Regions from separate parts of the Mus musculus genome. Here all the other regions are linked to region 2. Evidence: chromatin loops called from intact Hi-C (ENCODE). Cell type or tissue: gastrocnemius. All regions are shown on one strand. Links, peaks and the distances in the headings refer to the core of each region. The heading gives the core; the rest is flanking DNA. Region 1 overlaps Ank3 (ankyrin 3, epithelial). Region 2 overlaps Gm40687 (a long non-coding RNA gene). Region 3 overlaps Ccdc6 (coiled-coil domain containing 6).

Region 1 (4,804 bases), core at 974-3,473, 280 kb before region 2:
TGGCTCCACAGTTGATTGAACTGTTTGGGAAGGACTAGGAGGTGTGGCCTTATTGGAGGAAGTATGTCAGTGGGGGTGTGAGCTTTGAGGTTTAAAAAGCCCTCACCATTCTAAGTTAGCACTCTCTTTCTCTCTCTCTCTCTCTCTCTCTCTCTCTCTCTCTCTCTCTTCAGTCTCCCCCTCTCCCTCCCTCTCCCCCTCTCCCCCTCTCCCTTTCTCTGCCTCATGGTTGTGGGTTGAAATATAAGTTCTCTGCCTGCTTGAGAGCTTACCTATTCCTGTGTTCCCTGGTTTGATAGTTTGGGGCTCACCCCCTGAAACTGTAAACCTCCAATGGACTCTTTCTTCTATAAATTGCATTGGTCGTGGAGTCTCAGCACAGCAATTTAAAAGTAACTAAGACACCCGAGTTCAATCCCTGGGACCCACATGGTAGAAGGACACAACCAACTGCCACAAGTTGTCCCCTCCATACATACATTGTGGTGTGCATATATATATATATATATGCATGCACAGACATGCTGTATTAGTCAGAGTTCTCTAGAGTTACAGAACTTATGAAATGTCTCTATATATTAAGGGAATAAATTGTGATAACTTACAGTCTGTAGTCCAACTAACCCAGCAGGGGAAGAGACATGGGAGGGGTGTGAAGGGAAGAACAGGGCATTTCCTGTGTGAACAGCAAGACCCCATGAAGTCCCTCAGGGGAGAGGTGATGTACAAAGGAGGTTCTGCCTCTTTAGAGTCTAGGGTCTGCACTTTCAAGGAGCCAGAATTTAAAAGGAACTTGAGGAATTCCATACATGTTGATTAGAGAAGGAAGTCTACGTAGATACAGATTCAGGAGCAGCAAAAGATAATTTGCTATCCTGTGTCATCTTAGTTAGGGTTTTACTGCTGTGAACAGACACCATGACCAAGGCAACTCTTTTTTTTTTTTTTTTTTTTTTTTGGTTTTTCGAGACAGGGTTTCTCTGTATAGCCCTGGCTCTCCTGGTACCAAGGCAACTCTTATAAGGACAACATTTAATTGGGACGGGACTGGCTTGCAGGTTCAGAGATTCAGTCCATTATCATCAAAGTGGGAGCATGGCAGAACCCAGGCAGGCATTGTGCAGGAGGAGCTGAGAGTTCTACCTCTTGTTCCAAAGGCAAACAAGACAAGTCTGGCTCCCATGTGGTTAAGAGTGGGGTCTCAGAGCCCACTCGCACAGTGACACACTTTTTCTAACAAGACCACACCTCCCAATAGTACCACTCCCTGGGTTAAACATTTAAACCACCACATGTGTATACCTGATGAGGTATGCAGTCTTTATTTTCAGAGTAGGGCTAGAGGTAAACACTGGCAGCATCAAAGTCTTAGAAACGAATGTCTAGATTTACTCTTGATCTATAAAACCCCTCCAGATGTCTGTGTACACATTAAGCTTTGGGAAGCATGCTCCCAGGACCCATCGTTGGCACTGTGGCTTGATCGAACGCTAGAACTAACTAGAGAGTTGGCGTGGGAGTGGTTGCTGGTTTTCATCACTGGCCCCTGTGGGCGTGGCGTGGACTGGACACTGGGGCTCATTAAGTCATATTGTACAGCCATAAAGTTTGAGAACCAGGAGAGAATGTGACTCCAGTAGATGTGAGAGATAAATCCTCCAGTGTGTACTGGGCTCAGAACAAAACAAAAAGCAAACAAACAAACCTGAGTACTTCCATGGGACTCTAAATTGGCTCTCAGGTCAGCACCTGAGCCTTTGCTAGATCTGGAGCCGTGTTTTGTAAGTATCATTTAACATGTTTCTTAAAGTGACAATGAATCAGTATCAGAGTATCTGTGATATTCTTTCTACACTCCCATTTTTTACATTCAGAAGGCTACGCCTAGCCCACAGGCACACCCCTCCTTCCAAGGTTTCTGTTTTTTTTTTTTTTTTTTTTTTTTGGTTTTTCGAGACAGGGTTTCTCTGTGTAGCCCTGGCTGCCCTGGAACTCACTCTGTAGACCAGGCTGGCCTCAAACTCAGAAATCCGCCTGCCTCTGCCTCCGGAGTGCTGGGATTAAAGGTATGCGCCACCACTGCCCGGCATCCTTCTAAAGTTTCTTAAGTTCTTTCTGTTAGCTGTGCTCACAGAGCTCCAGATTCCATTTCTGAAATGTCATCGTGGAGCCTGTCCACAACATCCCGTCCATCAGAGGGCGCTCTCACCTCAGGTGGTTTTCTAGCAAGTTGCTTAGCCAAGGTCCTCGTCCTCTCTGTGCGATGCTGTTCTCGGTAGGAAATGTTTTGCCACACTAGCATTGCTAAACCCATGGGGTTGGGACCTACATTCTGGCCACCTAAGAACAAGAAAGATTTGAAGGATGACTACTGCTTTTTAAAAATAGCAACATACAGAGGGCAGGATATAATTAACCCAATATTAAGAAGCTGTAAAAACGGGGCTAGAGAGATGGCTCAGCGAATAAGAGCGCTGACTGCCCTTCTGAAAGTCCTAAGTTCAAATCCCAGCAACCACATGGTGGCTCAAAACCATATGATCATGAGATCTGATGCTCTTGTCTGGAGTGTCTGAAGACAGCTACAGTGTACTTACATAGAATAATAAATAAATCTTTATATATATATATACATATATATACACACATATATATATACACACATACACACACACACACACATATATAAAACAAAAAGCTGTAAAAGCCATCCACTCTGTCTAGAAAGACAATATTGGCTTACACTGAGAAGAGACAGGCTTTGTTTTGTTTTTTAATACAAATTTAACTTGGGACGTTAGCTTGGTTATTAGAAAATATAAAGAAATGGGTGAGAGTTCACCCATCCTGTCTCATGTTTGTAGAAACTTACTAGACCTTATTAAACTTGTCATAGAAGAGGTGGGTTAAAATTTCACATCCCAAGGAAACTGGGAGACTCAAGGGCAAGTTTAGATAAAACTGCTGCGAGTTTGCCCAGAGTGAAGAGGGCAACCATGATTGAGCCACCTAAGCAGCCTGGTGCCTGGAAGATTTGGATTTAATGACAGCAACCAAGGTGTGAAAATCCTGATCGACAGGGTTTGCCCACCCTCTGTAATTGGATCTACTGAAAGTGAGTCACTTTCTGTCCTTGGAGGAGCACAAGTGTTGAAATCTCAGAGGAGTGGGTACTTTGGTGTTCTTGGCTCCAGTCACTGGTGACCTGGGGCGGGGAGGTCAGTCCCTTAAAAAAAAAAAAAAAAAAAAACACACAGTCAGACCCATAACAGGAGACCAGGGGACGAGCGAGCAGTTCCAGGGAGTTTACCCAGGATGGGGTGACCTGGGTGCTCCATCCAGGAAAAAACGTGTCTGAATAAACAACCTGAAGGTCACTAGGATGCTTCAGTCCCTGCCCCTGGGTAAGCAAGATTCTAAAGGTTCTCTGTGAGCTTCAGAAAAGATTTGCCTGTGACTGAAAAGGTTTGGTGTTTTGTTTTGTTTTGTTTGTTCTTATAATCATTCCTGCCTCGAGGTGGAAATCAGCTTCCGGACTTGAAGGAGAAGGCGAGACTCTTCTACGAAGCAGGGAGAGCAAGGGACAAAACTTGTCTTCTTGGGGTGCAGGCCAAGGAGCGACAAACAGCTCTTGAGTAGCTGAGGAGCCCTGTATTATCCCAGTTTCAGGATACTCCCAACTCATCCTTGAAAGCCACAAGCTCAGGAAGATTGTGTGATAACTCTCAGAATCACCTAGCCAATAGCACTGATTTCTGGGCGCTTTCTTGGATCCCCTAGGGCCTGGTCCCCTGAGGTACTTACCAAGAACACCCTATTAACAAGCCGAGGGTCCTCAGTCTCTGAACCCTGGACGGTGAACAGCAAAGATGTCCTCGGCAAGCTCTCCTTTTATATATAGAAAGGCCAAAGCTGTGTCTCGGTTGGTGAAATATTTGCTAGAGTGCAGGGATCCCAGGTTTTAGACCCCAGCACCACAAACCCTAGTTACTGTGGCAGAGGCGGGATGATCCGGAGTTCAAGGTCATCCTAGGTTACACAGCAAGTTCAAGGCCAACCTAGGCTACATGAGACCCCGTATCCAAAAAAACCACAAAGATAAAATAAAATACAAAGCAGACAATGAAAACTAAACTTACCGCCTCCCATTTGTTTCCCTCTCTGCAGGACCACTTGGTCATACTGCCAGTATTGAGAAACTCACCAGAGATCAGCAGGAAGAAAAATAGTCACCAAGAGTGGAGTGTGGGTCAGCTGCTTCCACCACACGTCAGTGACACGATTTTTTTTTTGTAAACGCAGAAGGAAAACGAAAATCACATTTTTTCTTTCATTTAGCATGAGCCGATCTACAAAGCATGGAAACTCACATTCATTCCCGGCACTGAAATGCACACTGAGCAAGTGCAGTGTACGACACAGGAAGCCATGTTCTTCAGACCCGGTCTCAAGTAATTTAGTGTCATTTTCAAAGAAGACAGACAAAACAACACCTGTGCCACCCAGGAGGAGGGGCAGCAGAGGACGGAATGATCAAATCAAGAAGACACACTAAAATTACTAAATTCACAACAGCTCGCCTTATTTTTCTCGGACCCAAACTAACTGTCAGGGTATAAACACTGTTCCTTTCTTTCTTTCTTTCTTTCTTTCTTTTTTTTTTTAAAGAAAAATAATAATAATAATAATGAAAAAAATCAATAGTTTTGCTGTAAATAATAACACTGTAAATTCTAACAGAAGAAACTACAATAAAGAATTATAAGGCACCCGCCTCACAGAACACAAAGATATCACAAATGCA
Region 2 (4,804 bases), core at 1,312-3,811:
GTATGTAAAGGGCTTTGAGATCTCAGATGTTCAAGCTAGGTCCAGTGTGATTCTCTTCCTGCCACCTGGCGATCCAGATGTAAACTCTCAGCCCCCTTCTCCAGCACCAGGTCTGCCTGCAAGCTACCATGCTTCCTCCCATGCCAGCAATAGACTGAACCTCTGAACCCATAAGCCAGCCTCAATGAAATGTTGTCCTTTATAAGAGTTGCCTTGGTCATGGCATCTCCCCACAGCCATAGAAACCCTAAGAAAGACATCCTGTAAGTGCCATAAACTCACTGTTTCTCCCTGGGGAACTATGATGAACTTGTACTTCAGTTTGTCATCAGGACCTTAGGAGAAGGGGTAGACGCTGTTGGTGTCTCTTCCAGGGCAGGGATTGTGGCAATACATACACATACTTATGCATTTTGGTTTTGGGGATGATATAGACGAAAACTAAAGGAATGGTTGCGTCTTGTAGGAGAAATCTTACCCTTCATTTTCTTCTGACCATTTGAATATTTCTTTAAAATTATTTATTTATTTTATGTACGTGAGCATACTCTTGCTGTCCTCAGACACACCAAAAGAGGGCATCGGATCCCATCGTAGACAGCTGTGAGCCACCCTGTGGTTGCTGGGAATTGAACTCAGGACCTTTGGAAGAGCAGTCTGTGCTCTTAACCACTGAGCCATCTCTCCAGCCCCTTGAATATTCTTCACAGGTGCATATGGATCTCATATAGGAGAAAATGTTAAAGGTGCTGATTGTGTAGGTGGGAGTCAGGGAGAGAAGTCGGAGCGGCTCTTGGTTTACAACATTACAGCAGCATGTTATGTTGCTTGCCAGATAAAATCTAGGATGCTCAATTATAATTTAATTGTCAGATAAAAAGTTCATGTGTGTGTGTGTGTGTGTGTGTGTGTGTGTGTGTGTGTGAAAATGAGCTTTGGGATCCTCGTTACCGTTTCTGCATTCTGTAGCCTAACCTGAAGGTGTTGCTGCTGGTGGGGAACCCGAGGACCAGGACACTCATCTCAGTATTCCTTGGAGAAAGCCATTCTGAATTTGAGAGGTTAGCAGAGTCCAGGAGTCCAAGGTGCCAGGCAGAGGCTGGGACTGGAGGTGGGCTTTGTGTGGAGTCCCAGAATGCAGTGTGCACTCCAGGGGTGTCCTGTGTAGTCTGAGGGAGGGTGCCAAGGGCACTGAAACTGTTAGGCTACCAAATCATTTCTCTCAGGAATCTCATCCCAGCAAGGAAAAGCTGACGACTCCCTCTGCAGCAGCCTCGGAGGTTAAGGAAGGCGTCCCAAGCAAGAGCCTGACATTTATCTTCAGGGCTCTGCTGCTACCACCAAGAATGTCAACCTCAGCAGGGCATGGTGGCGCATGCCTTTAATTCCAGCACTTGGGAGTTAAGGCAGGCAGATTTCTGAGTTCGAGGCCAGCCTGGTCTACAAAGTGAGCTCCAGGACAGCCAGGGCTATACAGAGAAACCCTGTCTTGAACCCCCCCCCCCCAATAAAAAGAATGTCAACCTCTTTGGGGTCCAGGACATTGTGGGCACCTTGGAATGGGCACAGGGAACCAAGAGGCCCCCAGCCTAACTGGATAGGACTTCAGGCAGGCAGTCGGGACACGGGAGCCGAGGGACTAAAGACTCTATTTTTCCTCAGTGGACCAGAAGCACTTCAGTATTTCTCAAGCACCATTGAATGGCAGCATCTGAAGAAGGTACATGTACCAAATATACAGCGAGACATTTTCTTAGAAGAAAAGAAACAGGAGAAATTAATTTTGCTGTTTCATCTTGCTTGAGAGGCACAAAATGCTAAACATGTAATCAGTATATGACTAATTAATGAGATTGATGATTAATGAGAGACTTTGACTTTTTAAAAGTCTATCTCAAAATCCAGAGAGCACAGAGAGGCCACATGTGGTGACCCCTCCCCACAGGCCTATGAGGAAGGCTCGCTCCCTCCCTCCCTCCCTCCCTCCCTCCCTTCCCAGCTTTCTGGGGATTTGGTGCCCCGCCCCCCAACTCCCGCCCCACCCCCACTCCTCTGTCAACCTTCCCAGCCTTTAACGTGTGCAGGTTGTGCCAAAATCATATTAGCTGGCTCAGCTCCCGGTGCAATTATATTAGTTACCTGGCCTGTTAGCCCTGCCTTGGCCATGGAAGCTGAGCCTTACCCCTCTTTAAAGCTTCCTTGAAGACTCAGGCATAGTTTACTTGCACCCTTGAGCTCCTGAACACAGGCGCCATTGGGTTCCTGAGGATAGGTGGAGATGCGTAGTGAGCTGAGGCCTTACCCAGGCCTCTTTTCGAGCCACCTGAGATGGGGGCTTCTTTGCCTTCGGTCTTCTCCATAGGGCGAGCCCTGCATGCATAAGAGTTATTCCCTGTACTCTTGCGCCACCTTGTGGTACTTGTGAAAAATCCGAAAATGGCCTCCCGCATCTAGGTCTCACCTAGCAGAACAGCCTGGAAGGACCAGCTGGCTTTTGTAATCGCCTTTAGTCTGAGAGGAAATGAGATTTGTTACTGAATATGCACCGTCTCCTAGGGGTCGAGCTGCCTGCGGAGAGTTCAGTCGCTGTAGTGACTACAGCCGGAACAAAGAGGAAGCATAAATTCCAGGCTGCTCCTCTGTCGTTTAGACAGAATCCTGTCCTAAGCCTAAATGTATGTGGTCTGTCCATTGGAGTTAGCTCTGGCCATGACCAGTCCAAAACAAACAAGCAACAAAAATAAGCAAATATGTAAAGATAATAAAGTCTGATAAGGCTGGTTGCAGCCTACTATGCTTGACAATACAATAATATTGTCTTATTCCAAGCCTTATATGCTTGGAAATCCCTGTATCAAGGAAGGAGTGTGAGGGCTAGGGAGATGGCTCAGTCAGTCAAGTACTTGCCTTGCAGCTGGGGGGCCTGAGTTTGAACCACAGAACTCACACAGGGGATCGGTGTCCCAACTCTGGGTTGGTTTAGACAAGCCGATTCCACTGGCTGGCCAGCCACTCTAGTTTACTTGGTGAGTTCCGGGCCAAGGAGAGACCTGTCTCTGAAGACAAGGTGGATGGATGGCGCTTGTGTAATGACACCCCAAGTTTTCCTCTGGCTTCTATGCATGGGGACAACGTGTGAACACACAGAAGGTTCCTCAATCATGTTCCAACAAGGGACAGGAACAGTGGTTTTCATCAACAGAGCTGGGCAACACATGCCCCCTCCTTCTCCCTCAATGATTTTTCTGTATGCTGCACACCCCTGTCCCCTGAGTCATAAGCCACCTGCAATTTCAGACTGGAAATAAAATCAGCCCCAGACCCTGACTTTGCCGGGTCTTGCAGGAGAGATGACCCCATGAAGCTGAGTCTGCTCTTTGCTTCAAGTTTTTACTGAGGCTTATGGCTGCCAGAGCAGAAGTTTCCCCATGGCCACGGTGGCTTTGGGAGGCCTTGCTAAATAGAGTACCTCAGAAATACAAAGTCCTTCCCACCCGGTGGCCCCAGCACTTAGAGTTCCTAAGTGTATTTTTCATTTCCGTTAAGGCATCAAAAGCCTTTAAAGTCCAATTTTGTAGGGAAACAATTTAAGCTTTTACCTGACATCCCAACCTTAGCATAAAAGTTCTCATTATGTGGGTTCTATGGGAGATGTTCATCAATGGGAGCCAGTGACGGAATTTGGTCCTTTCTCCGCGAGGGTGTGTCAGCGTGAGGCACTTCAGGAGGTCGGATGTCTGTGCACCATCTGTAGCTTTACACATCTATACGTCTACACACGTACGTATGTCTGAGGGGCAGAGGCTAGAGGTTTATGGGAAGAAGGTATTGAGCTTCTGAACAGTACCTAAGATCTTCTGTTAGTCCTGGCATCAGGAGAGAAGTTGGGAGCTGAGATGTCTAACTCAGGACTTGCAAGTTCCCATCCTGGTGCGGGAGCAGACTCGGAGGCAGCCTCAGCCAGTGAGTCACAGAACTCAACACTGGCAAGTAAGGCATCCTCACAGAGGACACTGGAACGGGTGGAGATGGGGCAGGGTGGATGGCCCGGCAGTTAAGACCACTTGCCGCTCTTCTCAGAGGACCCAGGGTTGGTTCCCAGCACCCATGTGACCATTCACAACCATCTGACCTAGGCTGGGTGGTCTCTGTTGTACTAAGCTGAATGATGGGGTGAAGGTATGGCTGTGGCCAGGTCAGGGAGTGGGGGAGAAGCAGATCTGTTTTAAATTGTGTCCTCTTAACCTATACTAGAAAGCCTTTCCCAAGACCTGTTTCATGACCCTATGTAGAAAGATACTCATCTATCTCCCGGGTTTTCACATGCTACCCTTTCAAATAGCACCCTCCTAAGACACACAGACATGGAGGTGACCTTTCATGGAGAGGTGGCCCGATCATGCTCCCTACATCCTTCACAGCACAATGTGGAAGGCTGTGAGGTCCTACACACCTATCTTAGCCAGAGGGTTAAGGAAAGTGTCTATGGTCAGCTGGGAGGCTCAGAGGGGGACAGAGAATTTTAAGAAAGAAATAGAAAAACATGCCTTTGGGGATCATTAAAAAAACAAAACAAACAAACAAACAACAGTGTCACTCCAGTCCTTCCTGGGTCAATTTATGGTTAAAAATCTTGCTGCTGAAGGGGAAATCTCAAACTCCCACAGGGGATAGTAACAGGATGTGGGCGTGCTATCTATGACCGCTAAACACTGCACAACTCTTGATGTGGTACAACTTGAACCCTTGAAGTATGGAATGTGAACTTGTCATTTCCTCTAAGATAGGATTTTATTTTATTTTA
Region 3 (4,804 bases), core at 825-3,324, 120 kb before region 2:
CATGGTATTTGCCGAACAGGTGCTATTGAAATGCATACTTAGGATTTTGGAAAAGGCCAAGGTGTTGTAGAAATCAAGGTTCTGGGTTTTTGAGCCTGTCTAGGCTTCTCTGCATTTTTAGGGGTCTGCCGTACTTCTGATGTTTGGCTGCAGACGTTTCTTCCTTGAGGTAATACTGTCCGGGGAAGATCTTCCCTGTCTCTGTTACTTCCAGGTGAGCAGTCTGCGCAGGCGCACCTCGTATGCTCTCAGATGCGCGCACGCTTACAGAATTGCTTCATACTGAGAGCCACACAGTAAGCATGACCCTTTCTGCGTCTTTCTCTTTGAAAATGCTGTTAAAAACAGCTTGTCTTGCAGTTGGTTGTTTCTCCAAGCTTTTGACACAGCTGCCTTGGGACCTCCGTAAGGACCGACTATTCCATACATGAAATGGTCTTTTCAGAGGATTCCTTTTCAAAACATTCTTACTACATTTATTCATGTACCGCGTGTGCACGTGGCCTGGTGCTCACAAGTTGGTCAGAGAACAACTTAGGAGGGGGGAGGGGTAGGTTGTCTTCTCTCACCGTGTAGGGTGAAGAGATCCAGGTCACTCTGGCAGGCTTGGTGTGGTAGGTGTGTCCCATACCTGAAGGATCCTTTTTGTCTGATGATGTGCCCCAGCTACTGTGCTGTGCTTGCACACGAGTCTCTCTATGCACAACTGCCTCCTTGGGCAGATCCTGAGCAGGCCAGCCCACTCAGTAGATGTATACTGATGGTCTCAGGCCTCTACCTTCTGTCTCCCCTGAAGGTGCGTTCAGTAGTAGTAGTAGTAGTAGTGGTAATGGTAGTGGTAGTGGTAGTGGTAGTGGTAGTGGTAGTAGTTCTCTCTTGGATGGTAAATCTCAATCCTGGAGGCCTTCAAAAGTATGGTGTGTTCTTATTTTTACTGTAGCAAGCATAGGCCCAGTTGTGCAAATGGACCCAGGTCAGAGCATCTTGTGTGCAGCATTGGGCTCCATCTGTGCCTCTGCTGTGGCTCTCACATGTCCTCTCTGCTCTGCTCTCCCTCACACTCTGACTCACCCTTGTGTCTTACACACACCCTGATAATCCAGGATTCTCTCGCCACACCTGGATCCCTGGCATAATCACACCTGCAAAAGCCCTTTTGTCTTTGTTCGGTTGGGTCTGTAGGTAGCCCTGTAGCTGCGGCACTGGGTGGTTCTCTCAGTCCTTTGAGGACTACACTGAAGTCCTCTGAAATGTTCTTTTATTTTTTTTTAGTCCAAGTAATCTGGAGGTATGTCTCAGATGAGCGCCTCTAGATGCTCCACGAAACCAGATGAGCTAGCTCAGAATGTTCTGGAGTGGTAGGCAGCTTGGTTTGCACCTCTTCCCAGGCCAGCCAGCTTCCCTTTCTCCTTCCTCATTTGTGCTTGGCTGGGAGGCGCTGAGGGAAGGGAAGGACGCTTTATCCCCATCCCTTGGCACTCAGGGCCTGGTCTTTGAAAGGCCTGCAGATCTCCCTGAAGACATCTGTGAATGCTAGTGTGATACCCCCCACTCCACCCTACCTCAGGACAAAAAAAGCCTGGTTCAAAGAAGCTGTCGGCATTGGTCAGCTGGTTTTCATAAGGCTTAAAGCAGTGGTTCTCAACCTTCCTAATGCTGTGACCCTTTAATACACTTCCTCGTGCTGTGGTGACCACCCCCCCAACCAATAAATTGTTTTTGTTGCTACTTCATAACTATAATTTTGCTGCTGTTAGGGATCTTCATGTAACTATCTGTTTTCTGACGGTCTTCAGCGACCCTGTGAAAGGCACATTCAACCCCTCAAAGTGGTCTCTGGCTTAGGAGGCCGTGTTAATGGTTTATCCCGTCTTCCCTTGGTCTCCAACTCTGCATCACGTGGCTTGCTCCTCCTTGGTTGTAGCTGTGGCAGTTAAGCCCCTCAGCCTTCAGCCCTGACTGGAACAAGTCTCTAGACTTCTCAGTTTGAGTTGAGCCTTTCACTCTGCCTTGGGGCTCAGTCCCCATGTGGTCTGTACCTGGGAAGGGGACAGGGAACAGCCTGCTTGTCACTCTGAAGCTGATTTGGTGCCACCCTCACCGGATGGCACCTTTGATTACATTTCAGGAGGTAGCAGACTATAAGGGTGATGAGGGTAATCTCTGAGATCCAGAGAGCTGTGTGAGAGAGGAAGGTCACAGTGTACCAGCAGAGGGCGCCCAAGGGAGGCCTTGGGTCCTACACTTGGGTCCTGACACTGGGGGTGCACTGGGGCCCTGCTGGCATATGAGTTAAATTGCTGAATTGACAGGAAGCCCTGTAGTTCTACCTGGTGTGACATTCTTATCTCAAAGTTACTGAGTGTCTCAGCATTCCTCTGCTGAGAGTCCCCATATGCTAACGACTTACCCTCTCCTTGTATTTTTTGTTATGGTGTGTATTTTTGTCGAGGCTGACTTCAAATTCTCAGCACCCCTGCCTTAACCCACCCCCAGGTGCTGGGAATATAGACATGTATCTCATGCCCAGCCTGAATGGCAGTTTCTTCTGAAAATACAATGCTTCCTCTTAAATTTCTGTTCTTGGAGCCTTGGGAATCTTCGGCTCTGGGAACTTTTGCTCTGTCTTCGCCATCTCGCTCTGAGCAGTAGTCGTGATGCCCAGGGCCACCCGGTGCTCTCTGTTGAGCTCGGTTATAAATTGTGCACACAAACATGCTTGGGGAGACTGATTTTAAGCTGTTCATTTGAAAATCAAGCTTGGTAAATAACCCCCACCCCCAATCACTTCAGTAAAAAGACTTTGCATGTGGGTTAGGCAGCGGGAGTCTCCAGACTGCGTTCAGAACAGCTGAGAGATGTAGTGTTTAGTCTACGTAGTCGGGTCTAATAATCCGAGCATTTTAATTTCTGAAACAGGGTTCAGGTTGAAGAGACGGTTCAGTGGTTAAGACTACTGTTCAGGAGGGGAATCTTCCATTCCTAGCCGCTGTCGTCTCAGCTCGAAGGAACGGAAGTCCTCTTGCCTCCCTGGGCATTGCACACTAGTGTCATGGTCATCAGAAGTCACTGGGCAGGCAGGATGGCTCAGTGAGTAAAAAGGCTTGCCGCAAAGCCCAAGGACCTGAGTTTGATCCGTAGACCCATATGAGTGAAGTCGTTCCCAGAGGTTGTATGCACACACACACACACACACACACACACGAGGCTTACATACACTAGGTGGGAAAGGGGTTTTGTTGACTGTATAAAGTTCTCTTTTACAAGACTGTTACCTGTAGCTGAAGCTGGCACACGACTGAGAGTTGCTCCACTGAGCATGGAGGATGCGCTAATGAGCGTGGCAAGTCCCCCAACCCCCATGGTCTGTTTAGATTAGACAGGCAGTCTAGAGGGAAACCAGTGGGCCAGTCTATCTCCCTAACTGGGCTCCCTCTCTCCCAGCCCCCACAGTGGAGAAGGAAGTCTGACAAGGCAGCCAATGAAACTCAACTCCAGCTATGTCATGTATGCGCCTGGAGCCCCTGTCCTGTGAACGAGAGGGAACAGGGTGGAAACACCTCTCCCAGCAGGCCATTAGATTGTTTACTAAATTGTAGTTAATGTAACCCCTCTGTAAACCTTGAAACTTAGGCAAAATTTTAAACCCTGGTCTCCCGTGGTAGGCCAAGGCCACCCCAGTGTGGGGTAATGATTGCTTGGAGCACGGTTTTAATGGCAAGCTCTGGCTTTCCAGACTCGGAGAAGATGGCCCAGTACTTGGAGGAGGAGCGGCACATGAGGGAAGAGAACCTGCGGCTACAGCGGAAGCTCCAGAGGGAGATGGAGAGGAGGGAAGCGCTGTGTCGCCAGCTCTCGGAGAGCGAGTCCAGCCTGGAGATGGATGATGAGAGGTTGGTACCCGTGCTCTGCCCCAGCCCCGCCCCCACCCCCCGCTTCCCACAGACACCATCTCTATGACTCTAGTCCCAGGAGGTCCAGTGCCCTCTTTTTGCTTCGGGCCAGACGGCCAGCATGTTTGTGTATACAGGCATCCTTGCAGGCGGGACAGCCACACACATAAGTTAAAATGTCTATGTTCTAGAAGGGGAGAGCTTAACTATCTCTGGGACCGTGGTGAAGAACATCAAGTTAGCGCACATGCCCACGGTAGGGTATGCGCAAGATTGAATACCCTGCTTGCACCGGAGGGGAAGGGCTGGCATTTGTTTTGCTTTTAAATTTTTAACACAGATGTTTAAAGGAATGTAAGCAGAAATACTAGAGAAATATATTTGCTGCTGCCCCTGTTTCTAGTAATGGGAGGAAATAAATAAGCTCACATACTTGGATGCACACATCACAGGCACATTTAGCAGGATTTTTCTCCCAATTGCAAACATTTCAGTGATTTTTTCCCCCCTTTAAGGTTTTTGTTTTGTTTTGTTTTGTTTTGTTTTTAATGTTACCTCATTTGTCAGTAAACTTCTCCAAGCTTTAACAAACAAATTCCTTGATAATTTCAAACGTGAATATATTGAATTTAGGTCATTTTCTTATCTATGACTCTCAACTCGCCCTCCTTCTTGCCAGCTGTGCCCCCCCCCCCACTCTGATTCTTTGTTTTAAACCCCACTGAGTTTACTATTTAGCTCGTATGCATCGATTTTCTTTGGAAATTCTCTTCTCTTCACAATCCTGATCAGAAAGACTCCAGGCTGTAGGAATTACAGAGCAGTGGCTGGGGTTTGCTGTTGGGGGGGGGGGGTGTGGGGGGGGTGGGGGGGTGTGTGGTTATTGCTTTGTTTTGTTTTCCCTGACATAG

What was found. A loop is a pair of places that touch in the nucleus more often than their neighbours do. Peaks named below come from ENCODE experiments on the same cell type or tissue, not always from the same donor. Only the 100,000 strongest peaks of a DNase experiment are listed, where the experiment ranks them.
Region 1: a loop joins it to region 2, with 5 times the contacts of the local background. A loop is called at or near these places in 22 of 42 quality-filtered maps.
Region 3: a loop joins it to region 2, with 7 times the contacts of the local background. A loop is called at or near these places in 16 of 42 quality-filtered maps.

The regions. Positions count from the first base shown.
Region 1 is chr10:70,019,665-70,024,468 of GRCm38, forward strand. It overlaps Ank3 (ankyrin 3, epithelial), which reads left to right. Exons shown (of 43, transcript NM_146005.3): 43 at 4,168-4,804. Among named protein-coding and RNA genes, the nearest start is that of Ccdc6, 75 kb to the right of the region's middle. In gastrocnemius, for the core only: a CTCF peak has its summit at 2,194 (motif pointing right); a DNase peak (open chromatin) is centred at 2,195; H3K27ac peaks cover 2,175 bases.
Region 2 is chr10:70,294,592-70,299,395 of GRCm38, forward strand. All of the region lies in intron 2 of Gm40687 (a long non-coding RNA gene), which reads left to right. Among named protein-coding and RNA genes, the nearest start is that of Gm33704, 3.6 kb to the left of the region's middle. In gastrocnemius, for the core only: a CTCF peak has its summit at 2,419 (motif pointing left); a DNase peak (open chromatin) is centred at 2,396; H3K4me3 peaks cover 271 bases.
Region 3 is chr10:70,171,275-70,176,078 of GRCm38, forward strand. Ccdc6 (coiled-coil domain containing 6) reads left to right here. Exons shown (of 9, transcript NM_001111121.1): 6 at 3,737-3,893. Among named protein-coding and RNA genes, the nearest start is that of Mrln, 31 kb to the right of the region's middle. In gastrocnemius, for the core only: a CTCF peak has its summit at 2,215 (motif pointing right); a DNase peak (open chromatin) is centred at 2,217; H3K27ac peaks cover 233 bases.